Regions from separate parts of the Mus musculus genome. Here region 2 is linked to region 1. A link is a loop called in an ENCODE intact Hi-C map of the cell type or tissue named here. Cell type or tissue: left cerebral cortex. All regions are shown on one strand. Each heading gives the region's core, and the rest is flanking DNA. Links, peaks and the distances in the headings are about the cores only.

Region 1 (15,516 bases), core at 4,421-12,420:
CCTCACAAGAGCTTCCTGGGGAGTGACCCTCTCAGCCAGTGAGCCTCCTGCTCATGCCTCTTTTGTGCAGACTTCTACCCACTTACCCACGTTAGCTTCACCACTACCTCCCCCACCCCTCACCCCCCAGTTCTCATGTGCTATAACTGTCCCATGTCACAGGGAAGGGCCTTGAGAGACGTGTTATTTACACACAGTGGCAAGGCAGGGAGGCTGAGCTCAGGCAGGCACAAAGGCTCTCTCTGCTGTCTTTTACCTTAGGAGAAACTGAGGCATTGTTGAGCCCCCCCATCCCACACACACACTAGTGCCAGCAAACAGAGCAAATTCCGGTGGCTTGGGGATCCGCTGGTACTCGAAGTGGGTGGGGTCTGAGATGTGCACAGTCTCGTGTTTGGGGGGCAGCGGCTGGCACAGAAGTAAGCAGGGCTTGCTTGGTAAACACTGCCGGAGATGGCCCTGTGTAGGAGGGGACCAAGCATATGACCAGCAAAGTGGTGGGCGGGGGACCTCATTACTTTCTGGGTGAAAGTGGAACCAGCTTCCTGCTGGGGACCCTGGTGCTTGGCTGGGCAGGCAAAATGGCTCTGGTAAGGTCAGCTACTTCCCATTGGAGTCCCTGGTTCCAAGAACTAGCCCGGGTGCCCCGTAGCAGTGACAGGCCAGGGTCAAGCTGTGGGGCCTATAACTAGCTGGAAGACATTTCAGAACAATAAAGGTGTCTGGCTTTATAAGCGCTCGTATTTCATCCCTGCCTTGGCCTCTTGCCTGGGATTTACTGTGGGGGTGTTTTCAGTGGGACGAAGCTGACGCCAGGCCAGTGTCTTCGCTGTCCTGTTCCCTGTGGGGGCCATCATGGCCGCCCTCCCTCCTGGCTCCTTTGAAGGCAGGCTCACCTCCAGAAGCAAAGGTTATTGGATTGGGGGCGAAATGATGTTACCTTCTAGTGTCTCCCTGGGTGTCCCAAGAGGCTGGCAGCAGCAGACTTCGATGCAGGGCAGGCCCCTCGCTCAGGATTGATAGCAGTTTGCTACAGCATCTGCCTAGCCGTCTCAGCACGCCGGGAGTTGACAGAAAGAGGCGCCAGCCTCCCTGGTGGGCTGTCAGCCCAGCACACTGTGGGGGCAACTGGGGTCATGGGGGATGGCCAGGCCTCAAGGACAGTCACTGTCAGCCACATGTTCTGTTCTGGCCTCAGAATGAATGGGTTTGGTTATCTGATGTGTCTAGTGTGGCCACCCTAGGGAATTGGTGCTCTGACCTTTTTTTTGTCATTTGGGGAAACTGAGGCCTGGGGGGTGGGAGGAATGGGAACAGTGACTTGCTGGGTTCGTTTTCTGGCGCCGCTATCACTGAATACCACAACTGAAGCCTAAAATACCAGAAATGGGTTTTTCCACAATGTTGTAGGCTTAGGCGGGGCCAGGCTCCCTCTGATGAGGCTATGAGGTTGCCTCAGCTTCTGGTATCGGGTTTTGGGTTTTTTTTTTTTTTTTTTGTTGCAGTTCTAGTGATTAGGCAAGCCCTCTATCACAGAGCTGAGTCCCCAGCCCTCAGGGGTTGTGGTTAAAACACAAACCGTCTCCCCCAAAAGCCTCATGCATTAGAGCCTCATTCCCTGATACTGACCTTGCGGGGTGGGGGTGGGGGAGGTTGGGGCTTTGGGGGATGGTGTCAGCCTTAGGAGGTGGTGCTTAGAGGGCATGGAGCCCAGGTGTGTGATTGACAGTACTCTGAGATGCCTATTGAGACAGTTTCCCCAGCTCTCTGCTTCCTGGTGACCCCCCCCCCCAGGTGAGCAGTAACGCCCCCTCCCCCCTGTGCCCTTCTGCTGTGGCGTCTTTCTACCATGACATTTCAAAGCCTCTCATGAGCCGAGACACGTGAGACACGAACCTGGCCAAACCCTTGCTCCTTTAACGGCCTTGTGTCTAGCATCTTGTCCCGCTTCTGAGGAAATGCCTGCCTGTCGTGGCTAGCTTCCAGCATTCCTTGGCTTGTGGCTGCGTCGTTCCAGGCTCTGACTCCAGGTTCACATGCAAGGCCCGTCTGCTGGAGTGCTAGCCTACTCCGGTGTAGAGTAGAATAGCCTACTCGATTCTGAGGACCACGGCAGAAACTCTGCTTGTAAATGACAGTCCCCACGTGTCCACAGACATAGAGACGATGGGGCAGGCTTGCCTAGTCTTACCCTCTTGCCACAGTGGTAGGTGGCAGTTACTGGCTACCGGGCATCCAACAGCCCCTCCCTCACCTGACACTAAAGCTGCCAGCCACTGGAGTGTGTTCCCTGCCACATTCACCTGTGTGGCTGTGGCCTCAGCTCCAGGTGACTGACAACTCAGAACAAATGTGCTGGGTAAGGGCGGGCGGGGGCAGCTGTACTGCTGACCCTCCTTGAGCTTCCACAGGGACCCCCGTTCCTTCCTTCCTTCTCACTTCTTGATAGCACTGTCCAAGTAAACGCACACTCTGTACCTGTCTCAAAGTCTCTGTGATAATACAGAAGCAATCAGAGAAGGCCCGTAAGCCCCAAGGCTCAAGATCCTGAGGTTGGAGGGGCCCCTGAGTTCAAGGCCAGCAAGACCCTGTCTCAAACAAAGAGCAACAACAAGAACAGAGAAGTTAGTGGGATAAATCAGCGAGCTTGTGTGGTGGCTTCCAGACTCACAACCTCTGACCCTGTTTGACCTTCAGCCTCAGATCCACACAGCAGGACAGTCCAGGCTTCATCTGGGCTGTCCCCACTCTTACTATTGTGAAACATTTGTCGTCTGGGGCTGGGGGGCTGGAGGGCTGGGGGGCTGGAGGGCTGGAGGGCTGGGGTGTGTGTGTGCTGTGGTCAGCAGGAAGTCTTTTCCCTTTAAGCCCTGAGAATATTCTTGAAGTGGCTGTGGCATTGGCTGCCTGGCTCTCCGGCCCTCAGAAAGCCGTTCGCCTGCAGTATTTAACGGGATTGTACCTTCTGTGTTAAATCTTCATTGCTGAGGATGACATTTTTGACAAAGGGCCTTCCCGCATAGCCCTGACTAGCCTTGAGCTCCCACTGTAGTCCAGGCTGACCCAGAACTTGAGGCAGTTCTCCTGCCTCAGTCCCCAGAGTCCTGGGATTCTAAGTTTGTGCTACTACACCCGGAGATTTCCATCCTCCTAAAGTCATTCGGTCAAAGAATCATGGTCTGGAGCCTGGGAGGCAGCTCGGTGGGGTGCTCAGTGGGGTACTCAGTGGGGTGCAACAGTAGCAAGCAACACAAGCCCCCCAGTGACCCAGATCCCACCCCCACCCCCGTAACGCATGTCAAGAGCTGGACCTGCTGACCCTCCTACAATCCCTTCGTTTCTACACCAAGATGGGCAGAGACAGAATCACTCAGAAGCTGGCTAGCCCCGAGAACACTGCACAGGGCCAGAAATGAGAGATCTGCTTTAACAAGGCAGAAGGCAAGAACTGACTCCCCAAAATTGTTCGCTGATCTCTGTATGTATACTATGGCATGTGTATGCGTGTGTGCACATACACACACACACACACACTTCTAATATTGAAGTGTTGTTGTCTGATGTCATTTATTTGATGACTTGAAACAGGGTCCCACGTAGCCCAGGCTAACTTCATACTCACGACAAAGCTGTGCATGGCAGTGAGCTGCAGATCCTCCTGCCTCCGCCCCGAGTGCTAGCATCACAGGTGTGCACTGCCACACTGGCTTATGTGGTGCTAAGTTATCTGAGATTTTAGGGGTTCACAGGGTGTCCTGTGTTTTAGCAGCAGTCCTATGCAGTACCTTACCTGCCGTGGTAGAAATGGGAAAGTGGAGGCTCTGGGTCGATACCTCAGCCAGGGTATTGTGGAAGCAACTGGAACCAGGTGGGCAGCTTGAGTGGTTCCTAGGGACTGTGGCAACTCTACAAGCTGGCGTCTGAGCTACACGGCCAGGGCTCCCTCAGCTCGCCCCACTTGGAGCAGAGTGACGTCTCTGTCTCCATCGCTGCTGTCTGGAGTTCAGAGAATAGTGGCTGCTACAGCCTGTGCCCCGTGTCTTACATTCTAACTGGGAGGAACAGAGGAGAGGTTGGGGACCTGTCTGTGAGATAGGTTGCCTGCCCCCTTGGAACCCTGCTTACAGTTACATCTGATGGCATTGCAGCTCCATCTATACAGCACCTTAGCACACAGTAAGCACTGTTCAAATGCCCCTCCCTTATATATCCCCATCTACAAGTGCCCCAGGGGCACCTGAAGGGCTTGCCTGTTGCCCTCATTTTCACAAAGAGCCATCTCTTCCTGACTGATGAAAATCTAGAACCTTCTGGAACATTTCACGGTTCTGTGTGATTGCTCACAGACGGAAGGAGTCCGTATCTACAAGGCAGTGGCCAGCTCTGGAGCAGTGAACAAGTCCAGCATCCTTGTCTCTTCCCTCTGCTTCCAATCTGAGGGCCCAGTCTGGGACCCTGGCACTGTGCTTAGCTCTGACTTCAAGCACACAGCCCCTCTGACTGCCGGAGGGCAGCAGGGGCTTGGATGGTATTTGGTGGCTTCTGGATGGATGAGGGTTATGTCTGCATACAGCAGAGCGCGCCCCTCTGGGAACCGCCTGTCATGTCTGGTCAACCTGAGAGCCCGGGGTGGCTCTGGACAACAACGGATGGGAGCAGGGTGGTTTCTGCTGGACTGCGAACGGGCCGGGCAGCTTGCAGACACACCTTCAAGGGCAGGCCCAGCTGTGGGCTGAGGGGGGAAGGGGTAGGATCCATGGGGGGGGGGGGCAGCACAGCAGGAGAGGAGGGAGCACAGGGGCCTGAGGAGTTAAATGTTAGTAAGTAGCCCTGTGCTGGTGAAGTAGGCCAAGGCCATTAGTGTTCATTAAAGTTTAATACCTGTCGGGGCTGCCTAGCCGGGTGGCCACTGCTCTAATTTGATGGGTGTAGAGGGAGAATTCACGAATAATCTCGGAGGCTGGGGGATGGCTGCTACTGTGCGAACAGAAAAAGGACCAGAGGAGCAATACTTCAAAGCCAGTGCTTTGCTGCTCAGTCCCTGGGGGACAGAGGTGCGGTGGCTGCCCTCCAGACTCTCCCTTTGTCCTTAAAGTTCTAGGCCCTGCTAGAGAAAAAAACAAACCAAAAAAAAAAAAAAAAAAAAACCAAAAAAACCAAAAAAACCAACTTACAGATATTTTATTGATACATGAGTGTTTTGCTTGAATGTTTATACGTGTATCACATCGTGACCGATCCCCAGGCACAGATGGTTGTGAGACACCGTGTAGATGCTGAGAACTAAGCTTGGTTTGACTCTCTGAAAAGCATCCAGTCCTCTTAATGGCTGAGCCCTCTCTCCAGCCCCTCCATCTTGTTCTTTGTAAGCCACAGTGACCTGGAAGGAATTCACCAGCCCTGATTGGATGTTCACTGTCCCCCAGAGCACGTCCTGCAGCAGGACATGCCTATCTCATGGCCACTGCTTTGAAAAAGCCAGCCTCGGGCACTAAGCACACATCTGTGACAGCCAGGCTGGCCCTGAAGGAGGTGGCTTCAGCAGGGAATTAAGCCAGCAGGGGGGACGTTCCTGATATTGTCCATAGACAGAGCTGGGCACCTGGGTCACAAGCAGGAGAGAGCAGAGCAGGCAGGCTTAGGATGTAGGCTTAGCTATAAACCTCTGAGAGAGATGGAAGTGGACAGTTAGGACTCGTTCATGCCCACAGAATCTAGGCTGCAGAGCTGTAGGGCATCAGTTACAATAGGGAGTGCCACAGGGGAGAGTCAAGGCAAGCTGGGGTCTCCGCCCCACTCCCACCCCATGACTGGTCTGCAGTCTGGGCTCACTCACAGAGAAAGATCCTCCTATTGCACAGGTGGGCAGACTGAGGGGGCTCTAAGGGTGAAGCAGCAATGAAAAGGGGCCTTAGAGTCTAGAGGCCTAGCCAGGATGGCCCCGGGCTGGCATGTGTCCTGGCTGGAGACACTGCCCCATGGCCAGTGCCCAGCTCCCCCCCCCCTTGGCTCGGCGGCTGGGCACGATGCCCAGCCTTGCGGCAGGACTCCGGGGCTCCCTTCTCGCCAGGGCTCCTGAGAAAATCCTTCTGGTCTTTGACTCATTCTTAATAAAGGTTCTTCCATCTGCCAGCTCTGTCCTCCCCTGCCCACGCTCTCCAGGGGCCTGCCCAGAACAGCTCCTGTCACCACCACCCCCTGCCACCTCCTCCCCAGCCTCGGCCCCTTTCCCAGCCTGGCCTGGAGCAGAGCCCAGAGCCCGCCCAGAATAGATCAGCCGTTGGAGAAAGAAGTGATGTCTTGGGAAGGCCTGGCCAGCTAAGTCCCCCCAACCCGATCTGAAGACTTGGCGGCCCTGTCCCCTGGCTATATGCCTGCGGTTTCAAAATGCCCCCTCCCCACCCCAGCTTCCCAGTTCTAGCATGTTCCAGTCAGATACAAATAGAGCTTTGCTGAGTCTCAAGTCAGGCTGCCCGCTCCTGGCCTCAGCCTGTCCTCACTCCCAGCTTGCGGTCCATCTGTGTTGGGAACCCACTGTGCCCTGTGAGGAGGAGGTGAGAAGCAGACTCAGAGCCTCCTCTAAGCAGCTCCACAGGGAATGGGGAGCCAGCCAGTGAGCGGGGAGCCTCATTTTAAGAGCTGAGTGCAAGCCCGAGTGAACCAACACCCGGCTGGGTCTCTAGACCCCCTCTCTCCCTGCCACTGTGGTGCCAACACTCTCTGGTCTAGATAAACACCTAACCCTCTCCGTCAGCGACTGGTGTCTTCCAGAGCCCTTTGCAGCTGCTGGGACCATGGGGACGGTCCAGGCCCATAGGCTTCCTCATCCCTGGAGCCTGAATGTGATATGCTGGATTCAGGACACCGAGGTCACTGCCAGCTCCACAGTCAAGCTGGGCATCCAGGCACTGCTCAGACAGAGTGCTGCTTCTGGGGACTTGAGTCTACCATGGGCAAGGGTGGAATCAGGAGAGCCTCACCTGGGCGCTATAACTTCCGGCTGCCAAGATCTCAGCTCCTTCTGTACATGAGCCAGGGTGCCCTCCCCACAGAGCTCGCAAGGTCAGAGGCTGAGAAGGAGCAGAGACAGAGACAGAGGCACACAAAGATGCAGAGGTGGTTGCGGAGAGAGGAAAGGGCAGAGGGCCTTTGAGTTCCTGGGGCGGGGCAGGGTCTGAAGCAGCTGGGCTTGCTCTCAACGGGTGGGAGGAAAAGGGCAAAGAGGCTCAAGGAGGGGAGAGGTAGGTCAGGCGACCTGTATCAGAGGCTGGGCCTGGTGTGTCCCTGCTTGGTTCACATGATCTCCAGGGGGCCCAGGGCTTGTCACTAATCCTAGAGGCAGTGCCCCCATTTCCTGCTTCTGGAACTGTCACATCCAGGTCACAAGTTCCAAAGTCACCTTCCATGCAGGGAGCTGGGGTTTCTGACTCAGCCCTGAGCTGCCCAGAGCGCCTGACAAGGCAGGAGGTACCACCTGCCGCCAGCAGCCATCTGGTCCTCTTGCACCACGGCTCCACTCCACACCTGGGCCTCCTCCCTCATCCTTCTCCAGGGACAGGGCCCCGGGTTTGGAACTGAGCTGAGGACCATCCTCCTGATGGTCTCTTCCAGTGCTGGGGTTACAGGCACGGTCCAGAGCACCCGCCTTCTGTGTGGGTTCTGACGGAGAACACAGCCAGCCACATTCTTGTGTAGCAAGCACTTCACTGGCTGAGCCTTCTCTGCAGCCCTAATGTCTAATTTTCATTGAGGCGTTTTCCTGGGATGACCCTTAAGCCTCTCTTAGAATCATTTTCCTTCTCTTCCTAAGATTTATTCTTTTCTTTTTTCCAAGACAAGGTTTCTCTGTGTAGCTCCGAGTGTCCTGAACTCTCTCTGCAGACCAGGCTGGCCTCAAACCCACAGAGATCGACTAGCCTCTGCCTCCCACGTGATGTGCCACTATGGCCCATCAAGATTGATTGATTGATTGATTGATTGATTGATTGATTGATTTCGAGACAGGGTTTCTCTGTATAGCCCTGGCTGTCCTGGAACTCACTTTGTAGACCAGGCTGGCCTCATACTCAGAAATCCACCTGCTTCTGCCTCCCAAGTGCTGGGATTAAAGGCGTGCACCACCACCGCCTGGCTATTTATTTATTTTTAAGATTTATTTATTTATTTTATATATCTGAGTATACCATTGCTCTCTTCAGACACACCAGAAGAGGGAATCAGATCCCATTACAGATGGTTGTGAGCCACCATGTGGTTGCTGGTAATTGAACTCAGAACCTCTAGAAGGACAGTTGGTGATCTTAACCACTGAGCCATCTCTCCAGCCCCAAGATTTATTATTAATCATATGTGTTTGTGTGTTGGTTGAGGGGCAGGGAGTGTGCACCTGTGAGTGCACTACCCATAGAGGCCAATAGAGGGCACCAGATCCCCTGGACCTGGAGTTACAGGTGACTGAGCTGAGGGATGGGGGTTCTGGGAACTCAGCTCAGGTCTCTGGAAGAGCAGCCATCAAATGCTAAGCCACCTCTCAGCCCTCAGAACTTTTTTTTTTTTTAACAAGGACCTGAGGTCCAGGCCCTATCAACAGATCCATTGATTTTGATTTCCAAAGGGGAGGAATTGAAGGTTGCAGTGTATCCTCAGGGTTTCCAGGCCAGTCTCAGTGCTGCCAGGCACATTGCTACATGTCTGGAACCTCAGTTTGTCCAGCTGTAAAATGGGAGCACCTGGTTTGGTGTCGTTTGAGTGTATCCTCAAGGGCTCTGTATTGGCATTGAGCCCTGTTCTGTCCTCTTAGGTGAGTGGAGTTCAGAACTAGGGCTCTTGGTGACACACTGGGATTTGATAAGCAGCTGGGGCAGGGCCTATGACTAAATCCTAGTGACTGTAAGAAAAAGGGCCAGAGACTTGTCCCCTCTCCCACACAGCTATGCCACCTCCGGACTCTTCCAAACACTCAACAGTCTTCTGCAAGCTACAGAGGCCTCTTTTCTTTATAAGATTAACCAGCTGTGGGCATTTCATTACAGCAATGATGAAACATGCACAATACAGGCTGGAACTGGGCGTGGGGATCTACTGCAGATGCTACAACCGGGTTGAAGGGGGCAGATTCTTTCAAGGCCCGTTCTAGGTGTCTGTGGTAAACAACCAGCTTTCTCTGGGCCTGCTGAGATTATATGTGCACCATGAGGTTATGTGCATATGAACTTTCGGGAGGGTGGCGAACATATGTAATGTGTGTGCATATTCATGTGAGGGGTCTGTGTGTGTAGTATGCCAGCTGCCGTGAGTGTGCATGGGTATAAGTGTAATGAACATGCTTGTGAATGTTCACATGTGTGTCCATTTGTCTGTGCATGTGTGGAATCAGTTGCCTTTGCTGCCTACCAGTGTGTATACACAAGTGTGTATACTGTCTGCCATGTGCGCCTATGAGCATGTACTCTGTGTGTGTGTGTGTGTGATACTTTAGAGCTCTTTGCAGTTTTGTGCCCGTCTTAGTTAGGGTTTTACTGCTGTGAACAGACACCATGACCAAGGCAACTCTTATGAGGACAACATTTTGTTTTGTTTTGTTTTTTTGTTTTGTTTTCTGAGACAGGGTTTCTCTGTATAGCTCTGGCTGTCCTGGAACTCACTCTGTAGACCAGGCTGGCCTCGAACTCAGAAATCCACCTGTCTCTACCTCCCGAGTGCTGGGATTAAAGGCGTGTGCCATCACACCTGGCATGAGGACAACATTTAATTGGGGCTGGCTTACAGGTTCAGAGGTTCAGTCCATTATCATCAAGGTGGGAACATGGCAGCATCCAGGCAGGCATGGTGCAGGAGGAGCTGAGAGTTCTACATCTTCATCTGAGGGCTGCTAGCAGAATACTGGCTTCCAGGCAGCTAGGATAAGGGTCTTAAAGCCCACACCCACAGTGATACACCCACTCCAACAAGGCCACACCTCCTAACAGTGCCACTCCCTGGGCCAAGCATATACAAACCATCACAGTGCCATTTGCCTGTCTGTCCCAAGGAGTTCCGCAGCATAGAGCCCTTCCAGCTGCTCAGCAGGGCCCTGTGCCTCGGAATTGTAGACTTCTGTGGGGGCTGCAGGCCTCACAACATCACATGGTTAATGTTTGTTTTACCACCACCACCAGCTCCCACTCACCTCACATCCAACACCCCAAGGTCCCCTGGATCTCTGCAACATCCCTCTGGCTCCTCTGTAAACCTCACAAGCATCTGACATGGTCCTATTCCATTTTGTCATCTGTGAAGTGAGGTGACAGCAGTGCCCAGCCTCATTCCAGTGTCTCACAGCCATTGGGAACCCACATGCTGGGCACTGCCTGAGGCACGGGGACAGCAGAGGTCTCTACTCTGGAGTGTGACTTCTGTGAGTCTGGAGAGTGACACGAGCCCAGGATAGCTGTGGTAGGTAGGACAGGCTCCCCATGCCCCAGCTGTGACTGCTTAACACAGTTTTCTCTCTGATGCTTGACCGTAGTCACTGAATTACCAGACAAGCTCCAGCAGGGCCAGGGCTACCCGGGGCCTCTCTCAGGACCTGCTATAGCAATGCCCAACCTCAGCCCATTAATTGTTTGATTGCCAGGCTCACACCAGTCCTGAAAAACCAGAGCTGTGACTTGAAGTCCCTGACCCTCCCACCCTGCTCAGAGACAGGGGACAGGGTGGGTATCTGTGTGTCCCTGTATGTCTGTGTCTATATCCATGATGTGTCTGTGTGTAGCAGTGTGTCTCCATGTATGTCTGTGCATGCACCCACATCCATGTGTGTTTGGAAAGGGGCGCAGTGGTGTTCAGCCTTGGACCATGCAAACACCTGTCCATCAGAGGAGGCTCCAGGACCAGTTGAATAACCAGATCAGACCTGGCTTGCTGCAAGCCCCAGGTCCCTATACAGAGATCCCTCTCAGCCCTTCCTGATGAGAGAACAGCCCCTGGTGAGGGCAGAGGGGTGGAGGAGGTGCCGAGGGCGGAGCCTGCCCATCCATTATTCAGTAGCCCCTCACCTCACATCACTCTCCCCTATACTTTTACGACCTGTCAGTAAATAAAAAGATTCTCTATTATTTATGGGAATGGAGCTGAACAGGCCAGGAGAATTTAGTGTTTGTTCACAGGAAGCGGAGAGCCAAGCCACTGCTATGTCAGCCGCACAGGGCACTCTGGGGCTTGGTTAGATGTTCTCACCCTCAGAGATCCACTGACACCTTCCCAGGTCAGGTGCCAGGCCGGAGCAAGTGACTAAGAGACCATAGTATCCAGGCCAATGCCTGAGGCCCTTCTTTTGGGAGCATTTGTGGCTACACAAGGCAAGATCACTAGCCAGCATGTGACGATAGGTGTCGGGGTATTGGGTTCTGAGCTGAGAAGTGTATAAGGGCTTAATTGAGCACCTACTATATACACATGACCCTACATGCAAGCAGGGCTGGTGCATGTCCTGTGCCCTGGGGGACTGTGATCCCCTGGCACCAACTTTGCCTAGCCATCTCCTACGAACAGCAGGTCCCTCTCTGCCTCCTCTTGGGGTACTTGTAGTGGAAAGTACTGCTTCCTGGTCTGGGTCTGCCCTGTTCCTGGGGTCACGCTTTCTGTTCTCCATGTTTATAGCTGTCAACGTGCAAACAGCAAGATCAGACTCCCGGCTCCCATCCCCAATCTCTAGCATTCGGCGAGGGCACCCCTGGAAACAGGGTCTGCGTTTGCATGTGCAGTCAGTCATACTAGCATGAAGCCCCCCCCCCCCTCCAAAGATGTTCTTTGGGAGGTGAGGCAGAAAAAGAAGGAGGCTGTTAAGAGAGGCTCGCTCATGTAAGCCCTGGTTGAGCGCCATATGCAGAGGCCAGAGGCCAGTCTGAATGGAAGCAGCAAGCCAGGCAGATTGCCAGGTCACACTAGCTTAGCTGGAGTCCAGGAAGGCTGGATCCCCACAACTGAGGGCGAAGTGGGCATAGACATCAGTCCACAGGACATGTGCCCGCTGTGTGCTGCTGAGGGGAACAGCCATGGTTTCTGGCCCAGGAACGACTTAGGTCCTAAAGCATTTCTCATCCCATGGTCTATGTGGAATGGAGTCCAGCTTCCTTCCAGGGCCCCTTGGGACCGCAGTCAGGATGCTACCTGACTTGTCAGTCACAGAAGGTTTGACTGAGCCCATCTGTCAGCCTGCACCTGAGCTGGCGGTAGAACTTGGTCCCTGGGAGTTGTGTTCTTTGCTGGACACTGGCTGGAAGCTATGCTCAGTTCCTTCCTATCACATGGCTTCCCTGGTGTGGTCACCTCTCATAGGACCGCTCCTTCTGTGGCGGATTTTTGTAATATTGAGGGTTTGTGTGCGCTAGAGCAATGTTCTTCCATTGAGCTACACCCCCGGACAGCCTTTCACTTGAACACTGTTTTTAAAGATTTGTTGATTTTTACTTTATGTGTATGATGTCCACCTGCCTGTATGTAACAAGCTATGTGCACGCCTGTTGTCTAAGGCCTGAAAAGGACACCTTTGCGACTGAAGTTAAAAGGTGAGCCACCATGTGGGTGCTGGGAAGGAAACCCAGGTCCTCTCTAAGAGCAACAAGTGCGCTAACCACTTAACTATCTTTCCAGCTCCCTTTACAATTGTGAGCTAGGGACTAAGCTGCCCGCGTTGGCCTTAGCCTTATTCTATAGCCCAGGCTGTCTGTGAACTTAGCATTCTCCTGCCTCAGCTTCTTCAGACCCAGTCACCACATGACACCTTGCCCAAGCAGGACATGAAAAGAGTCAGCCCAAAGGACAAAGCCACAGTCCATGTCAACTGACCCTGGAAGCCCCAGCCCTCCGCGTTTACTGCCTCTGTCCACTGAGATTAAGTCGACAGGTTTAGTCCACCCTCAAGAACAGGTGACTCAAGGCATGCACACAGAGATGTGGGGGTCATAGCAGACCGACGCCCCAATGCCCCGAGGGGTAGTAGCAAGGATAGACCATGCCTGTGACTCTCCAATAGAGGGGTTAAATTAGAGTTGTTTCCACAGGAGCTCCTGCCCAGAGGCCTCAGAACTGTGGGTGCTAGAAAGGAGTGACACTGACAAGATCAGGGTGTCCCCAGACTGCACTGGAGGGGATTCAGGAACCAGCTGCTCTGCCCCCACGTGTGTGCAGGCTCATCCTAATTTTCAAAAGGCCCGTACCAGACCTCAGCTTGGCTCGTCAAAGCAGGAAGTGGAGCCATGGGCTCTGCTGTGGAGAAGCTCTGCAGGCCACTGGCACCCTTGGCTTGTGCTCCTGTCGCTCCAGCCTGGCTGCCCCCTTACGCTGGTGACGCGTGTAGCTCTTCTTCTTCCTGCTGATGGAGGTGGCCTCCCCAATACCTATGTTGATTGCCGTATGAGCACACCCCTTTGCCTCATCCGCAGGCTCTGGGGACCGGAGAGAGGCCATTGTCCAGGCATCTGTATCCTCGGTGACTGTGTGTCCATGAGGCCAGACCAGGCCACCCAGGTGTTTTAAGCTAAACCTTTGGCCTCTGGATAAAAATTCAGGGTTTTGAGCCAGGCATAGTGGCACAGGCCTTTAATCCCAGCACTTGGAAGGCAGAGAAAGGCAGATCTCTGAGTTTGAGGCCAGCCTGGTCTACAGAGGGAGTTCCAGGATGGCCAGGGCTACATGGAGAAACCCCATCTCAAAAAAACAAAAACAAGTCAGGCAGTGGTGGTGCACTCCTTTAATCCCAGCACTTGGGAGGCAAAGACAGGCAGATTTCTGAGTTCGAGGCCAGCCTGGTCTACAGAGTGAGTTCCAGGACGGCCAGGGCTACGCAGAGAAGCCCTGTCTCAAACAAACAAACAAACAAACAAAACAAAAAAACCAACCAACCAAACAACTAAACTAAACCAAAACTCAAAACCTAAACAAACAAACAAACAAACAAAATTTAGGGTTCTATGCAGGGGAGGCCGGGATTCTGGAAATTTCTATGTTGCCACAAGAGGTTCACCTAGCACCTGACCTGCGTTGCTTGCTCTTGGTACCTTTTCCATCTGGAAGCCTGTGTGTTCTGCAAGCTCTCATGACAAGTCCCAAAGAAGCACAACAGATGCCCTGAGCCATGTCCTAGGGTGAGCTGAGGTAGAACAGGGGCCTCCCCAGAGGACAGCACCCACACTCGACGGCTGCAGGTGGTTGAGGTGCAGAAGTGAAGAGTTCACAGCCAGCTTGGAAAGGTGTGGGGGCTGGGTATGCAGATAGGTTAAGATGCTCCCAAGGTCAGGTTGACTGTCACAGCCGCACATGGCCGCTCACCCTCTCAGCGGAGTTTCCAATACCATCTTTGTCGTTACGGTCATTTGCATCTGTGGACAGCAAGGGCTGTTGTCACCTCACAGGTCCCAGTGGTCACCTAGCCTTCTCCCACTCATGTGACTGAGTCCCCTGAGTGCATGCAGACCTGCACAGGCTTCAGGCAATCTAGGAAAGGGTGGGACACACAGAACAAATCCTGCTGCTGTAACCAGGCCCCCAAAGGTCATGTATGAGTATCACATGCTCTGAGCCCCCAACTCCTCAGCTTCCTGTTCTATGTGTGCACAGGGTGGGGAGGGGACACCCATGGGACTCAGACCAGACGACAAGAACCATTTTGCTATTCCAGGAACAACATCAGCCACCAGGCAGTGGCTGTGGCATAGCCTCTCTTTGGCTGGCATGTCTGCCACATAGGGCCACAAAGTCCACATTTACATTGGTTTCTTATGCCTGGGCTTGACATCTGACCCCACCTGGGGCCTCCTCATTCTGTAGAAGGAAGTTCCAGAATGTACCCTACCTCATGGAATGACATCACTAGCTTTTCCTGGACTTGGAGCCTAATTTGTAAAACAGGTGTGCGGGCCGATGCCCAAGGCTTTGGCGTAGGAAAAAGTTGCTGCAAATTAGACATGGAAATGGGTGTGACTCTGTGTGTTGAGACCTGCTCGGGCAATGTAGCACAGGCTAGCCTCCATCTCATTCCTCCTGCTTCAGCTTTTGTGTGTTGGGATGGCAGGGGGTGCCAGCTCACATTTTTGTGGGCTTCTTGTTCTAGATTCTTGGCTGTTAAGTTTCTCTGAGGGGAGAGTCTCCTCATGTGTGCCCAGGACCTGCCAAGTGTCTGTCTGGTGTGACAAACATAATGAACTAACAAGATACAGGACCAACCACTAAGGTCCAGATATTGAGGGTGTTATCACCTCGTCTCCCTTGTCACCCCAATCTGGGCAAACCAGGGTCCTCCTGGATCCCGGGGCACAGTCCCTCAGCATAGGCAGAAAGCTACATGCTCAGCCTCCATCTTCCAGGCTCCTGTAACCCGGATCTGCCCCGTTGAGAAGAAGACCCGTTCCCTGCACAGCAGAGGGGCGGGAGCCAGCACAGCCCCTGCTGGCCTCCAGACCTTAACAGCTTGTCCCCCCTGTCCTGAAGGTGCTTGCTGCCAGCCCGGCCGTGACAGTTTTATTGGCGGGCGGGCCT
Region 2 (15,516 bases), core at 4,189-12,188, 55 kb after region 1:
TATTATTGCTTTGGTTTAGTTTTGAGTTTGTTGAGTCAGAGTGTCTCTGTGTAGCCCTGGCTGCCTTGGAACTTGTTCTGCAGAACAGGCTGGCCTCGAACTCGGAGATTCACCTGTCTCTGCCCCCCAAGTGCCAGGATTAAAGACCTGTGAAACTACCATATCTGGCCATATAATTTTAAGATAAGGCATCATTTAAAATTCCTAGGACTGTGGGAGTTTAGAGGAAAAGGTCCTGGTTCTGAGGACAGCGCCTTGCCACCCGTCCGTGGAGCGGGGAGAAGTCAGCCTGCGATCTGGCTGGAAGGAGAACACTCTCCAGGCTGAAATACCAGCCAGCCACCAAGGGGGCTGCTTATCTGTGGAAGACGAGGGATACTCAAGGACCAGTAAGGGGGAGGAAGGGACATTATCCTGAGGAAGTCCCTGGCCATGCAGAGAGGGCCCCACGGCTCATTTTTAATAAGGCCCCTGATGGTGGTGGTCAAAGGCGTATGGCTGCTTTTGCTTCCTCCAGAAATTCAACGCTACCCCAGGCTCCAGGCCAAGACCCCAGTGCTCCTACAGGAGCCTCAGGAGCAGCCAGCTATCAGATGTCCCCTAGCCCTTGCAGAAGGCCAGCAGCTTGGGCTGGCTAGTCTCAACGCTTGGGCATTCAGGGTAGGCTGGAACGTGATGTCTCCTGATGATGGGTGATTTGCAGGCGTGCCCATGGTCCTCCTGAGCTGACCCCACCCATCTCTAGGGTTCAGGGTTCCTTCAGGTATGTGGCTTTGTGAACTTGAGCTAAGCATGTGCTAAGAAAGACATCAGAACCTTAGCAAGCTGGCTCTGTGGGAACCCACATTTCCTTCCTAGTGACCTGTGCAAGGTCTGAGTTCTGACAGTCACTGGCCCCTGATTTCATGTCCCCAAGGCAGCCTTTGCCTCTGCCCTTGGGGTTCCCCTGGCTGCTGTTTTGTTGGGGTCCTAGGCTAGAGATACCAGAGGCCCACCTCCAACCCAGCTGGAGTCTCCATCAGGCAACATGAGTCAGGCAGGGCCATGCAGGGGCCCCAGGGAGCCCTCCACAACTCCATACTCCCCCTGAAGCCTCTGAATGAAGGAGCCCCAGGTCCCAGGCGATGTTTCTTTTAATTAGAGACAATTAAAGCCATCAGTGGTGGTTTGGTACCTTCTGGAGAAGGAAGCAGAGAGTGCAAGTGGAACCTAAAAAAAGAAAAGAAAACCCAGTGAATTTTTAACAGTGATTATTCTCCGGCACGTGGCGCGCTGCCATCTGGCAGGCTCACAGCCCGCCCAAGCTCTGTAAGGTGGGGAAGGGGCACCACTGGCTCCCACTGCCAGCTTGGTGCTCCCTCCGTGGCACTCCAGGGAGCCTGACCATGATGGAAGGCCACAGTGAGGTGGCCCTGGCCACCTCATCTCCCAGACCCATACCTGGGATTACCCAGTCCCTGCTGACCTGCACAAGGTGGCCAGCCCTCACTGTGTCTGTTGACAGCAGTTCCCTCACAGTTCCCCAGATGCTGAGGGCCACCTTATTCCAGTCATGGACCTCAGAGGCCGTGGGCTTTCTATTCTCAGGCGACCATGGTTTAAAATGAAGATGGGAGCTGGGACTATAGCTCAGATGGTTAAACTATTTGCCTAGCATGCACAAGGCCCTGGGTTCAATTCCCAGTACCACATAAACTGGATATGATAGGTATGCCTATAATCCCAGTGTCAGAAATTAAGGTCATCTTCAACTATATTCAAGGTCAAGGCCAACCTGGGCTACATGAGACACTCTACATCTTCAAAGAGAAAAATGGAGGCTGGAGAGCTGGCTCATCAGTTAAGATATAGTGCCCTCTTCTGGCCACTGTGGGTATTGCACTCATATGATACATATACATGCCCAGAGAGAGGCACACAAAAATAATCTGAGGAATTATGACATTGCTAATGGTTGGGGCCAGTTAGAGGCCCTGTGCGTTATAGGATATAGAGTGACATCTTGATTCATCACATGCTCTAGTATGGTAACTAAAGATGTCACTCACTTGGTGTTTCCTAGCAGGGGAGGGGGTACACAGAGTAAACTTGTTTTCTGTGGTAAACAAACCATCCTGTCTTCCTGTCCTTGTCTCTGAGTCCAGTCCCCTCCTTGTATGAATGCCAATCACATAGGACTCAAGGCTCTTCCTTCTGTACAAACCTATCTTGGTTGTTTGGTTGTTTTCCTGTCCTAGGGATGGGTCGCAGGGCCTTATACACACTTGGCGTGTACTGTAGCCCTGAGATACACCATAATCCTCAAATGTACGTCTATTAACTATATTATCACGAACCAACCCATTTTCACACAACCACTGCCTGAGGTTCTGGGGGCAGGTGCACAGATCTGCTGAGCTGTGTCCAGCAAGTAGCTCCAGGGCAGGAAGGAGGTGAAGCAGCCCAGGCAGCCTGGAAGGGTGGGCTCGTTTCAGGTGTATTGACTGGGAGCTGGGCATGAGATCTCTGGGGCCCCATTGCCCATTCTGCACCTTATAACTGAGACCTGTTGGTCATGGGGTAGACGTGGGGGTTCACTCATGCAGATCACAGTCTCCTGTGGCTCTAAGATCCAAGATTCAGAGGGCTTCCCTGATGACCACTGGGCTGTTACTAGAACCTCTGGTGGGCCCTACTTGAAATCCAAAGCCCATGCTGTGCTTTAGAGGGTAGCAGGCTACCTATTCTGTGGCATTGGTGCTGTGTGGGCAGCTGTGAGGTGGAGGAAGGAGCAGGCAGGGTACAGAGAGTTTCACTGAGACCTGAGGGCTGCTAAGAACACAGGAGACCTGCAGGTCTGGGTGGCTTACTGAAGATGGACAGAGGTATACCCAAGCAAACATGCAGAGGGTTGTTAGCCTGGAGTTTCTGTTGTCCTACCCTCTAATGCCCAGCTGTCAAACAGAAGCAGTCCAGGTAAGGTAGGCATCATGCTTGCTGGCATGACAGAATTTACCTTCTCATTCTCGTCCTGGCTTGTCCTGACACCCTCCCCTCCCCTCCCCTCCCCTCCCCTCCCCTCCCCTCCCCTTCCTTCCCCCCTCCACTCCCCTCCCCTCCCCTTCCTTCCCCCCTCCCCTCCCCTCCCCTCTCCCCCTCCCCTCCCCTTCCGGGAACAGTGAATGCAGAGGGACCTGGGCAGGAGGAACCCAGGGAGCCAACCGCAGCAGGGATGGTTAGACACTATTCCCAGCTTGTGGTACAGAGTTCTCAGTTTACTGAGCAGAGGTTTCTCAAGTCCCTGAACTCTTAGTTGCAACGGCACAGCACCCGTGGGCCCCTGTAGCTCAGCATCCGCCTTGGAGCCTGGACCACATGTTCAACACAAGGTCCAGGCAAGCATCTGTCTGTCTGTCTGTCTGTCTGCTTATTGACTCCCGTGAAGTCAGCAGGTGCAAGCCACCTGTACCCCCTCCTACAGGGAAACATGATACCCACCTATTCTGCACCCATAGCTCCTGCTGGATTGGATGGGCAGCCTTGGTCTCTGGCTGGGCACGAGGCAGGGGTTAGGGGTTAGGGTTTTTTTTGGTTTTGTTTTGTTTTGTTTTTTCAGTTTTACTGAGATCTAGTTCATATACTGTGAAGTCTCTCCTCCATTCCTTGGCAACAGGGCTGTAGCTCAGGCTGGCCTGGACCTGCCAATCCCCCTGCCTTGATCTCAGCCATGCTTGCATTGCTGATAGCGTCGTCACACCCAGCCTTCAGCATCGTGTTTGCCGGTCTCACCACGGCAGCATGTCTAACAGCTTTGTCCCTGTTTATGGCTCAGTAATACTCCACTGCGTGTAGCAGCACGCTTGTCTCTAGTTCTCAATCACTGTCTCTGGGGCGTAGGGTGGACACAGGTTTTCAGTTCTCTAAGCACTGAGGTTTTTAACTTGCTCACTTCCTGATAGAAGAGTTCCTGCTGACCCCGGGGAACACCGAGTATAGCGACAAGCTGGCTGCAGAAGTCCCATCGACACCACACACTGGACATTACCCAAGTCATACCCAAGTCATCACAAGGGCCATCCGCCTGCGTCTTTTAAAAACCCTGAGTTCCCACATCCCACCCAGGCACGCAGGCTCATGTAGCCCAGGCTGGCCCTGGGCTCGCTATGGTTGCTGAGGTGATCTTGATTTCCCAATCCTCCTGCCTCCACCTCATGATTGCTGGACTTACAGGATTATGCCCCCACGCTCATTCTGTGTGGTGAAGGGGAGTGAAGCCAGAGCTTCATGTAAACGTGGGTCAGTCAGGCAACCACTACAAAACTCCATTGTCTCTGACCTGCTCCACGGCTACTGCCCCTCCCTAAAGAGGAACATTCTCCTCTCCGTCCTGGAGACCCAGTAGGACCCGCCACCGCTGCCGCCTCCCTGGCTACCCACAGTAGATGACACAGCACAGTAGCAGTCCTCTGCTCTGTGTCCAATTACTCTCCCTGGGGACCTGAGGACCAATCTGCTGAGGTGACACTCCCACAGCAGGTGCAGTGGGGGAGGGGGGCGCCAAGGCCCCAAGGGAGAGCGGGACTGGGTGGGATGGGTGAGTCTGCCAGGCAGCTGGAGAGTCCCCCAGTCGGATTTTTCTGCTAGACACCCATTGGGAACGCCCCTCTTCCACCACCATTTTCAGCTTAAAGCCAAGAGCTCTCTCCACCTGCCCCTATAGTCCTGAAATAACCATCAGGTCAGCAGCTGGACTCCATGCTGAGCCAGCACTTGAGGGTGGGGGTGGGGGTGTGTGCAGGCAGAAACCACAGCCCAAGGTCCCCTCCCTGGATGACACTGCCAGAGTCCCTGCTCAGGTTTCAGTTTTAGTTTGTAACCTTCCCTGTTTCCCCGCTAAGCTGACTGCCTCAGATCTCAGCATCTGATTCATCTCTCAGGTCTGCTGGGTCCAGCTGCTCCTGACATTGGCTCTTCTTGAAACAGCCAGACCTCTCTCCTTTTTCCCATGGTTCCATTCAGAGGCAGCTGAAGAGAGCCAGACTTCCCAGGTCCAAATTCAGGCTCTGCACGGGCTCAGCCAGTGTGGCAGGTTTTCTTAGTCTGTAATATGCAGGCCAGAGTGCCCCCCTTCTTTTTGGATCTTTCACCAAGGATAAACCATGTATGAGCTACAGTTGGCTGCAGTGGAAAGAGGGAGTCTTGTGTCTCACAGAGAGGAAGAGGCAGAGGGGTAGGATGTGCCAGGAGGGTTTTGAGGGGTGTGTGGGAGTTTCTTGGATGCAGGCAGAAGAAAGTCAATCCGGTTCAAAGGGACCTTGTCAAGAACTGAAGTCAGTGGATTCTCCCCTGTGCTGAGGGACCATAGATGTTGCAAGAATCACAGAAAAGGCACAACAGGACACACCCACACACCCACTGGGTGCATGATTTGTGGCAGACTGAGACTGTGTTGTCCCCAAGGCAACACAGCTGGAAATAACACAGTTGGGATATGCTGTGGCCCTCTTCCCCTATGTCCCCATCCTTAGCTCTCTGTAGAGCATATCTGTGGGCCACTCTGGTCCTTGTCCCTACTTGGACTGGCGTCTCAAAACCCGGCCCTGGTGGGGCCATAACTGTCCAGCCTTGAGGTCCTAGGCAGGAAGGCTGTGGCTGCTCAGCCCGCCTCTCCGTTCCCAGCACAGATGGTTACGAAAGGCCTTTGTAAATGTTTCATGTTGGCTGCTGCTCCTACCCTGCTAGAGGATTGCCAGAACCTGCTAGAACCTGCCAGAGCACAGTGTCTGTGCCTGTGCCCAGCTCTGTCAGGTGAGAGAGAATATACGCACGACACGGTCTCTGCTCAGCCCCCGCTAGGATCCAGGATCAGCCCCATGCGGCTCCTGTGGCCTGGCACACTCCCCCTGCCTCCGCCCTGGGGCACACAGGCCACTGTCCCTACCTAGGAGCCTGGCACGGCTCCAGCTCCAGTTCCCTCCCACCTGGCAGGTCTTGGGGGATCCAGTGTCTCCGAGGCAGTGGGATGAGACCTGGGGCTGCCTGACTGCACACCTGAGAAGTCACTGGCAAAAGTGTCCCCTTAATTAACCGAGAGAGCAGCCAGTCCCCGAGTAATCTACCAGCAGGAGTCGGTGGCGGCTGCACTGTAAGTAAGGGTGCTATTGTGTGTGAATAATTCAGACCTCAGGGACGGGCCTCTGCTCCTGCCCTCCTGCCCGCAGCCTGCAGTTGCCTGGTGCCTCCCACGGCGCTCCGTAGCCTGTGCACCCAGGCGGCATGTGGGAGGGATACTGGACCCTAGCTATACCAACTTTCAAATGGGCAAACAGTCCTTAGAGAGATAGGACCTCCCTGGGGCTGCAGGGGACCCTTGGGCTCTTCTTCTGCATTGGGTGAAGCAGATCTGGATCCTGTGGGAGGAAGAGTGGCCACGAGCTGCGTAAGAAAGGCCGCTGGTGATGACCCGCTCAGCCAACTTATGGGTCATCACCGAGTGTCACCTGCCACAGTCCCCCGGCCTCAGACCTTGCTGAACCCAAAGTTCCTGTTTCTGCTTCTAATCTAGATATGAGTTAGCAGAGAGTTGAGGCAGGAGGATGGCTGGCCATACGTTTCAGGGCAGTCTGGGTTGATTATAGAGTGAATGGGAGGCCAACATGTCTGCACACCTGTCACTCACAGACAGAACCTGGCACCCTGGTAACAGAGACCACCGCTGTCTGTGTGCCACAACTGTTAAATATGACTGCTCACTTGGCACATGTTCATTTCCACGGATGGGGAAACAGAGGCACGAGCGGCTGAATAACCATGCTGAGCCACACAACTGAGTCAGGCCGGGAAGTTGGCTTCTCTGGCTCAGGGCCTCATGGCCCTACCCTGCTGCCCGGGTGGCCCTTTCCTGATTTCTTCTTCATCCCACAGAAGAGTTATGAGTGTGGGAACATGTGTGTATTTTAAGTATGTGTGTGTATGTGTGGGTGTGAGAGAGACAGAGAATTGTAGGGGGGGCATGAGAGGTGTGTGTGTGTGTGTGTGTGTGTGTGTGTGTGTGTGTGCATACAATAGACCAGAGGCCGTGATTTGGAGAGCGGGTGCACCCGGCCCCTTCCTTTCTTCACAATCCTGGGGATGGGGTATCTGCTGGCCCAAGCAGACCTTCAGGGAAGGGGCTCAAACTCCAGGGAAAACCGCCTTGGGGGAGGGGGACTAGTGCAGAGATGGAAAAGGCAGTCTCACCAGTCCGCCATCCCTTGAGGGTGGCATCAGGGTTCCCAGGAGCGAGGCGACCCAATTACAAGAGCAATTAAGGGTACGCTGACGCACAGCCAGCAGCCGCGGTGCCCACCTCGAGAGTGACAAGCCAGCCCGGCGGGCTGTGCGCGTTTTAATCCAGGGAAGGCTCCAGTGTTAATGGTGCGAGCAGGGCTCATTAGCTGTAATCCATCTGTCCTTAATGCGGTGGTGCAGGCACAGCCTGCGGGAGGCAGGCAGCCCTTGCAGGAGCTGCTGGCTGCAGGCAGGCAGGGCTGAGGAGGGGCTATATCCATAGCAGGGTGGGGCTTGCCCCTCCTCCTTACTCAGAAAATGAAGTAGACGCAGGGTCGAGGTTAGAGGGAAAGGTCGAGGTCCGCGGGAAAGGGCTCTTGCTCCTCTGTATCACTCTGACTGTGGAAACCTGGCCCAGAACCTTCCTTCTGGGTGACTGTGAGCAAGTTGCCTTCCTTTTCTGGGCCTGTGATGCATTCTGGGAAAACAAATGAGCCCAGAACATGGAATGTGTAGGTGGCGTCTCTCCCTTGACCCAGGCCGTTCTCCCCCTTATTTACAGAGGTAGGGTGGAGTAGATGCTGTTTAGAATGTTCCAGACGTGTGTCTGACAAGTGTGATCCCTGAGTTTCTTGGAACTCTGTGCATAGGGATTGCTAGTGGCACCTCCGCTGGGGAATACCAGGACTGCCAGCTCTCCTCCAGACTTCCTGCTCTTCTCCAGGGTCCTGGTACTGCCTGGGTCGTGTTGAAAGCATCTTGGGGATGGAAAGATGTCTCTGCAGCTAAGAGCGCTGGCTGCTCTTGCAGAGGACCAGAGTTCCCAGCATGGTGGATTGCAGCCATCTGTAACTCCAATTCCAGGTCATCTGAAGCCTTTTTTTTCCGACCTCTGCGTGTGTGCTAGGCCTGCACAGGGCGCGGGCGCACGTGCGCACGCGCGCGCGCACACACACACACACACACACACAGGCAGGTAAAATACCGTGTACCTAATATAAATAAGTGGACAGACAAATGGCGAAGAACCTCACGAGGAAGATGTTGGGTTGTAAATCAAAGATCCTGGCAGCTACCAGCTGCTACAAGAGGCAGAGAGGTGCCTCTCCTCGTGTATGGGCCCACCATGCCCAGGGCTCCAGAATCCCAGGCTTGGGATCCAGGAGGGAAGTTGTGTGGATGGTGGTCATTACCATGCTAGCCTCAGCAGACAGTTGATGAGCTGGTAGCTCTGGCCAGCCTTCACCTTCTGGCACTAGCCTAGCTCCTTAGAGCAGGTGGCAGACCAAAACTCCCACCACCTGAGGATTCTGGAACAAACCTGCACCAGCCACCAGGAGTCTGTGCACACATCTGAGTGGCCTGTGAGCTAGGGGATCTAACTAACAGGGCCATATCTGTCACTGACTGTTGCTGCCCCCTGCTTTGGCCTTGGTTTCCCAGAGGGAACATGGGGTGGGACAAGAGCGCCCACTGTGCCCCTTCTCAGAGCTGGAATCAGGAACCAGCCTCCCAGGTTCTGGCCATCGCAGACAAGAGGCATCTGGGCTGGAAGATGGTGTGGGAGGCTGTCGCCATGGTGACGCCTCCTCCCCGGGCCTGCTCCCTCACCCACTGGCTCTTCCTGCCTCCCCAAAGGTGCCTAGCAGACACAGAGAGGCACCCCACTGGATGCTACAGCCACCCCAGCAGTGACCCAGAACTAGGCTGGGGGAGTTGTCGCCGCCCGGCTCAGCCTCCTGGCACCGTATCCATCAATAGTGGGGCAGGCTCTGCGCAGTAATAGCGCAGGGCCTGCCGGGCAATTGATTTCAATCATTTTATAGAGAACCTATGTAAAATAAAAGGCCTTTAATCACATTTGTATCCATTTCCAGGCTCGGTAAATCAATTTGAATTGAGCTGGGTGCCATGGCCACAGCTGATTAGCGTGTGTATATATGGTCAGATGAATGGCACCCAGCCTGCGGGTGGGGGTGCAGCCATTACTGCCTGACACCCGCCCACGACAGGCCAGGTCCTCTCCTCCCTCTGGTGCCGAGTCTTTGTCCTGGTAGTCCCTGAGGCTGGCCTCTTCCTGGCAGCTCCCGTGACTGGAAGGGCCATTAGCTATGCCCCTGAAGTCCACGAAGCTAGCCTCCTCATGATGCTGTCCCTTGTGGGAGCTTCCCAGGGTCACCCTTAATGTGAGTGTCCATCCAAGCCCCTCTGAGAATAACTTGAGATTGGGGGCTTCTCTCAGGTTCCTTGGTTCCCCGTGGATAGCATGGCTTTTGCTTCCTGGAACTTGGGGGCCTCTATGGGCATCCTGTGTCCTGGGGATGAGGAGTGAGCCCAGAGCTACAGTGAGAAGAAGGGGTGAGAGACACGGGTGCTCTGAGGTCAAAGCGAAGGCTGGACCAGGTGGCAAAGGGCACCGGTAGTCTTAGGAGAGGGCATTGCAGGTGGCTGTGAGCCAGGATTGGAGGCGGCTGGGGCATGATCCCAGAGCAAGTATCTGAGGGCAGTGCTCTGGGCAAAGGGCACAGAACGAGAACAAAGGCCACACTAGCCTACACTGCAGATAAGTGAAGTTCAGAAGGTCCATGCTGGGGCATGGAAGAGGGACAGGAAGGCAGGGCTGAGCTAGAGGAGAGGAAATGACAGAGGAAGGGGAAGGCAGGGCTGGGCCACATGGACTGCATACAGACCACTTGTAGGGACTACGATGTGGAAGCTTATGCCAAATAAACCATTTCGCCCTCAGCTTGTTTCGGATCATGATGTTTCATATCAGTAACAGCGGCAGAGGTTACTGAGCCCGACTGAATGAAGCCTGGGCCAGGTCCCTTTCTCAGGAGATGCAGTTGCTGGTGACCTTTGGAGGTTTAGCGGTGGCATTGTCCATGCTGGCCTCTCCCAAATGAGTAGGAGCTGCCTCCATCACCTTGTCCCCATGCATGTCCAAGACTGTTCTGAGCACCCCAGGAGAGGGGGGGTTGCTTCTGCTTCCCAGGGACCCCCAGATTAGGAAGCAGGTCCTGAGCCTGAAGAACAGGCCCATTAGCCATGCCCAGTGGCCACACCCAGTTGCCACACCTGCCCAGTGCCAGTCACACCTGGCTGAGCCTGAATTGACTTGCTTTTCCTGCTCTTTAGAATAGGCTTTAATGGGACCTTGAGGGTAGGTTTGTTTGATCTATAAATAAACTGGAGTCTGGCGACCCAGCCCAGTGCTGCTGGCTGAGAGCCACCGAGGCAGCCTGCACAACCACCCCAGGGTCCATCTCTGGCACAACATTCCAGCAGATCTCACCCGTGTCCCCTCCATTTGGAACCCTTCCCCTGTCACATTGTACCTGTCTTTCTGGGGATTGAAGCAATACAGTTGTCATCACAGGCATACCACGTGCCCTCCCCATCCCTAGGGCATCTGTCCTGTTAACAGACAGGTGGCTTAACAGGTAGGTTCTTGACTGTCCCATTGAACAGATGGGAAACAGAAGCCTGGGCAACATGCCTGAGGCTACACAGAGCTAAGGCTTGAACCCAGGTATGTTCCAGATAAGATGCCTGTCCCTGTGGGTGTCACAGACCCCCTGGAGTCTGTCACTGATGAGTGATGATGATTCAGAGGGCTCCTGAGCCTGCCTGCTCTCCCTGGAGCTGCCTGTCATGGTGCTGAGCAAAGCCATGGGCTCTGTGTCGCGTGGTCACCCAGCAAATAGAGAGACACCTGGCAGGAATCCATGAGGGTGCTTTATGTCCATCAGGGTGGGGAAAACGAAAAACTATGACAGCCCTGATGGTGGGATGTACCAGAAAGCCGGGGGAGCCTGCTGAAGGGATAGTGACCTGCAGGAAGGAACCCAGCGAGAGGGCTGGTGTAAGCAAGCTTCCCCCTCACTTGGCTTCTTCTCAGGAAGCTACCAGAATCAGTTCTTCGGGTTACCTTGACCTGTGACCCCAAAGCAAACACTTAATTGTTTTAAAACGTTGTTTTTTTAAATGTGTCGCAAGTAAAAAAACATAACATGGAAATTACCCAGACCCAACGACGGGACCAGGCTTGAACTCTGCAGTTAGCACGGACATTCAGAATGGAAGCCGTGGAACCTCACATTGGATTTGAAGCATTCACTATGGAATATATATATATATGTATGTGTGTGTGTGTGTGTGTGTGTGTGTGTGTGTGTATGTATATGTATATGTATATATATACACACACACATATATATACACATATACATACATATATATACATACACCCCCCACCCCCCATATATATATTTTGTTTGTTTGTTTGTTTGTTTTGTTTTGTTTTGTTTTTTGTTTTTCGAGACAGGATTTCTCTGGGTAGCCCTGGCTGTCCTGGAACTCACTTTGTAGACCAGGTGCTGGGATTAAAGGCATGCGCCACCACCACCCGGCTTATGGAATATATTTTATGCACTTATCCATACCAAAAAACACAACAGAAATTTGATGACATGTACATTTGTTTGCATATATGTGTGTGTTGTTGGCTGGATTCTGCACTTGAGGGACAACACAAGTTTACTCTCCTGAGACTGTCATATCACTTACTGTATGTTTACAAATCATCTGTGCTCCTGAACAACGTATGACCTTATTTTTCTTTAGAGTTGAATAGTATTCCATTTATACACACCAACCCCTCGTTCTTCATTCATCTGTTAATGGACTAAGTTGACTCCAACTCTCTGTCAGCCTGAATAAAGCTACAATTAACAGGTGCTTAAACAGCGTGTTCTTCCCTGTGGCTAGGCCAGGCCCAGACCCTTCCTGTTCCGTGTAGCCCCAGGTGCCTCTTGATGAACTTGGCTTTTGAATTCTGTCTCTGTCCTTGTACCATCTCCTACATCTTTTTATGCTTTCTACATTTTTAAAATTATTTTTATTTTATGTGTACAAGTGTTTTGCCTGCATGTATGTCTTTGTATCACACGTGTGCCTGGTGCCTATGGATACTAGAAGAAAGCATTAAATCCCCCTGGAACTGGAATCAGCCAGTTGTGAGCTACCACCACATGGGTGCTGGGAATCTGGGCCTTTACCCAGAGCAGGAAGTGCTCTTAACCACTGAGCCATCCCTCCAGTCCCTTTCCCTTCCCCTCTGTTCGGGGACAGTGTCTCATGTGTCCCAGGCTGGCCTTGAACTCATTACATAGCGGGAAGGATCTTGAATTTCTGATCCTTCTACCTCCACCTCCTGAGTGCTGGGATTACAGGGGTGCCAGGATTACAGGGGTGTGCACCATGCCTGCTTTGTGGAGTGCTGGGGATCAAACCCAGAGCTTCGTGCACATTAGCTGAGTACTCTACCCACTGAGCCACAACCCCAGTCCCTCCTAGGTTTCTGCACATGGCTCCAATCATGCAGCGCTTTGGCCGCCCTCTTCAGGGCGCCTCCCTTACCAAGCTGGGGGGGGGGGGGCGGCAGACTGTACATGATAGGAATCTCTGGAAGGAGCTCTGAGCTCACAGTAGGACTACTTCAATAATAGCTGGGACACAAACTGGCAGGGCACAGTGCCTTAATGGCAGCCCACATGAAGCCTGACTGTACTGCTGCCCAGTTCTCTGCTGCTAGGCCCAGAAGGTCAGGCTGGAGCCTACTGTAGCAAGGGCACAGTGGGCCCTGGTCAGCACTGTTCTTTATGGTGGAGGCTCTACACCATTGGGGGCCAGATTGTGTCCACAATGTATCAGGGCAGAGAGCACTAGAGTGGGCATCCAAGCCCTGGGGCCGGTCTGACTGTGTGACCTGGTGCACAGCTCAAGTCACAAAGCTACTCCTTTGGACAACTTCCGGGCTAACACTTTTAAGGTTAGCCCTCAAGAAAAGATTCTAGGCAAATGCTAAACCATGCAGGGAGCTAAGGATGAAAAAGAAGGCCTTTCAGGGATGGAGGAGGGGAGGTCAAGCTTATAATCTGCGGGGACAGCTCGTTCTGCCCGAAAGGACACCCAGAGCCAGCGTAATTCATCCCTGTTCTCAGGTCTGACTCCTCATTTATCAAAAGCCCCTGCTGGTGCCTGCATCCTCCAGAGGCCCCAGGAAGTGATTGCTGAACAGCAGAGGTGGAAGGCTATGGGGCAATACAGGGAAATGCTCCTGGTAGGGGCGTGGCCGTGGGGGCATGGGCGTGGTCCAGAGCAAGGATCTGCTTCTTCATTTCCCTGGGGCCAAGCACTCGGTGACAGTGACTTACCCCTGCTCCCAGGAGGTGAAGGGTGCTTGCGGTGTAGCCAGTGGCAATTCCCAGAACCATCCATCTCCCCTAGTACCGTCACAGAAAGAGTGATGGTGACCTTCCTGGCTGGGCCTCGGGGATGTTACAACAGGTTTATGCCCTGTGAGTGATAGCGTTTGCATCCATGACACTGGGATGGCAATGTCACCGTGAGGCTCTCAGAGAGCAGGGTGATAAATACCTCACAGAAGCTTCCAGAGAGGAGATGGAGGGGTAAATAGGAGATTATGATCCTTCAGAGATAGGCAAAGGGCACAAAGACAGCTGGGTCCAAAGGTCATGGGTGGGTGAGTGTTTACTAGAGTTCCCATCCAGTCCCTGTCCTGGGCAAGTTCTGCAGGGCAAGGGGAGCCACAGAGCTGGAGGCATGGGCTTACCTGAGAAACAACTGGAACCACACTGCCACAACAGACAGCCGTTTGAGATGCAGGTGGTGTCACCTGTGCCCTGGAGTGGCCTTGGTCCTGAGCCTCTGTTTCCACAGATGTAGATAGATCTGCAAAGCTATCTGTCAGGACATCTGGAACCGATGATCGCAGGTGTGAGTCCTCAGCTGTACCCCGCAGAGGGCTCTGGGTCCCTAAAGGTGTCTCCTGTTATTCTCTCCCAGCAGCACAAGCCGAGGAGATGCTTTCCCAAGTGGTCCATGGGGGCCTGTGCAGGGTGAGTGGCCAACCAGGACACGGTGTGGTCTGTAGTGAGCAGGCATCCTCACCAAGGCTGCAGAGCCTCCATCTCCTAGTCAGGCCTAGGCTCCGGCCAAATGAATGCACACACACACACACACGCACACGCACACGCACAGATTCACATATGCATGGTAGACACAAATCCTGCCACATACACACACACACACATACACACACACAGATTCACATATGCATGGTAGATACAAACCCTGCCATATGCACACACATACACACACACAGATTCACATATGCATGGTAGACACAAATCCTGCCACATACACACACACACACACACACACATGTACAGATTCACATATGCATGGTAGACACAAACCCTACCATACACACACACATACACACACACTCACAGATTCACATATGCATGGTAGACACAAACCCTGCCATACACACATACACACACACAAACATACACACACATGCATATCCACACGTGTATACATATACTTCAAAGACATACACACAGATATGTACACACAGGCCAAATAGACACACTCACGTGTATGTATGTATGTATGTATGTATGTATGTACAACATATCATATCAGTCACATAGGTACATGTCTACCTATGTATGCATAACAACACAGACATAGCCAATGCAGGACATACAACATACAGGTTAACATGCATGGGCATGGATCACACACAAACCCATAAAACATACATACACACATATGTATGTCACAGATGCATACATATCCACATACATATAAACACACACACATTGTGCACATGCTACTGGTATACACCTACTGCTACATGCACACACCTGTGCGTGTGCACACACACACACACACACACTCCCTCACCCAGCTGCTTCCCTTCACACCTCCTTCCCCCTCCCTTTTCCCCCCTCCCTCCCTCCCTCTTCCCCCTTTTCTGCCATCCTGGGAATATGTTCATTTTATACATCTTCAGCAAGCACTCCACCACTGAGCTACAAGATGGTAAATGTTTTCATTATTGTTGTTATAAAACTGATCTGCCGCCGCCGCCGCCGCCGCCCCCCCCCCCCCCCCCCCCCGTTATGCTATGCCACCTAAGATAGCCTTGAACACCTGGGCTCGAGTGATCCTCCTGCTTCAGCCTCCTGAGTAAGTAGCTGAAGGAACCACAGTGCTTGACTACAAATATATATATATTTGGTCTGGAACTCACTATGTAGTCCAGGCTGGCCTCCAACACATAGCAGCAATCCTTCTAACTGAATTCTTCAAGTCAGCCTCCGAATGTTGGGATTAAAGACATGTGCCCCCCATCCCCAGGGAAAATAAACGTCCAATGTAACATAACAGCTG

The links. A loop is a pair of places that touch in the nucleus more often than their neighbours do. Peaks named below come from ENCODE experiments on the same cell type or tissue, not always from the same donor. Only the 100,000 strongest peaks of a DNase experiment are listed, where the experiment ranks them.
Region 2: it touches region 1 in a loop (3-fold over the local background); 4 of 42 quality-filtered maps call a loop at or near these places.

The regions. Positions count from the first base shown.
Region 1 is chr8:120,376,531-120,392,046 of GRCm38, forward strand. It overlaps a transcript of Gse1 not described here. Among named protein-coding and RNA genes, the nearest start is that of Gm39264, 39 kb to the left of the region's middle. In left cerebral cortex, for the core only: a CTCF peak has its summit at 8,413 (motif pointing right); DNase peaks (open chromatin) are centred at 5,297, 6,203, 6,507, 7,514 and 1 more place; H3K27ac peaks cover 2,731 bases.
Region 2 is chr8:120,432,075-120,447,590 of GRCm38, forward strand. It overlaps a transcript of Gse1 not described here. Among named protein-coding and RNA genes, the nearest start is that of Gm51556, 51 kb to the right of the region's middle. In left cerebral cortex, for the core only: a CTCF peak has its summit at 8,590; DNase peaks (open chromatin) are centred at 5,274, 5,690, 6,090, 6,972 and 3 more places; H3K27ac peaks cover 4,635 bases.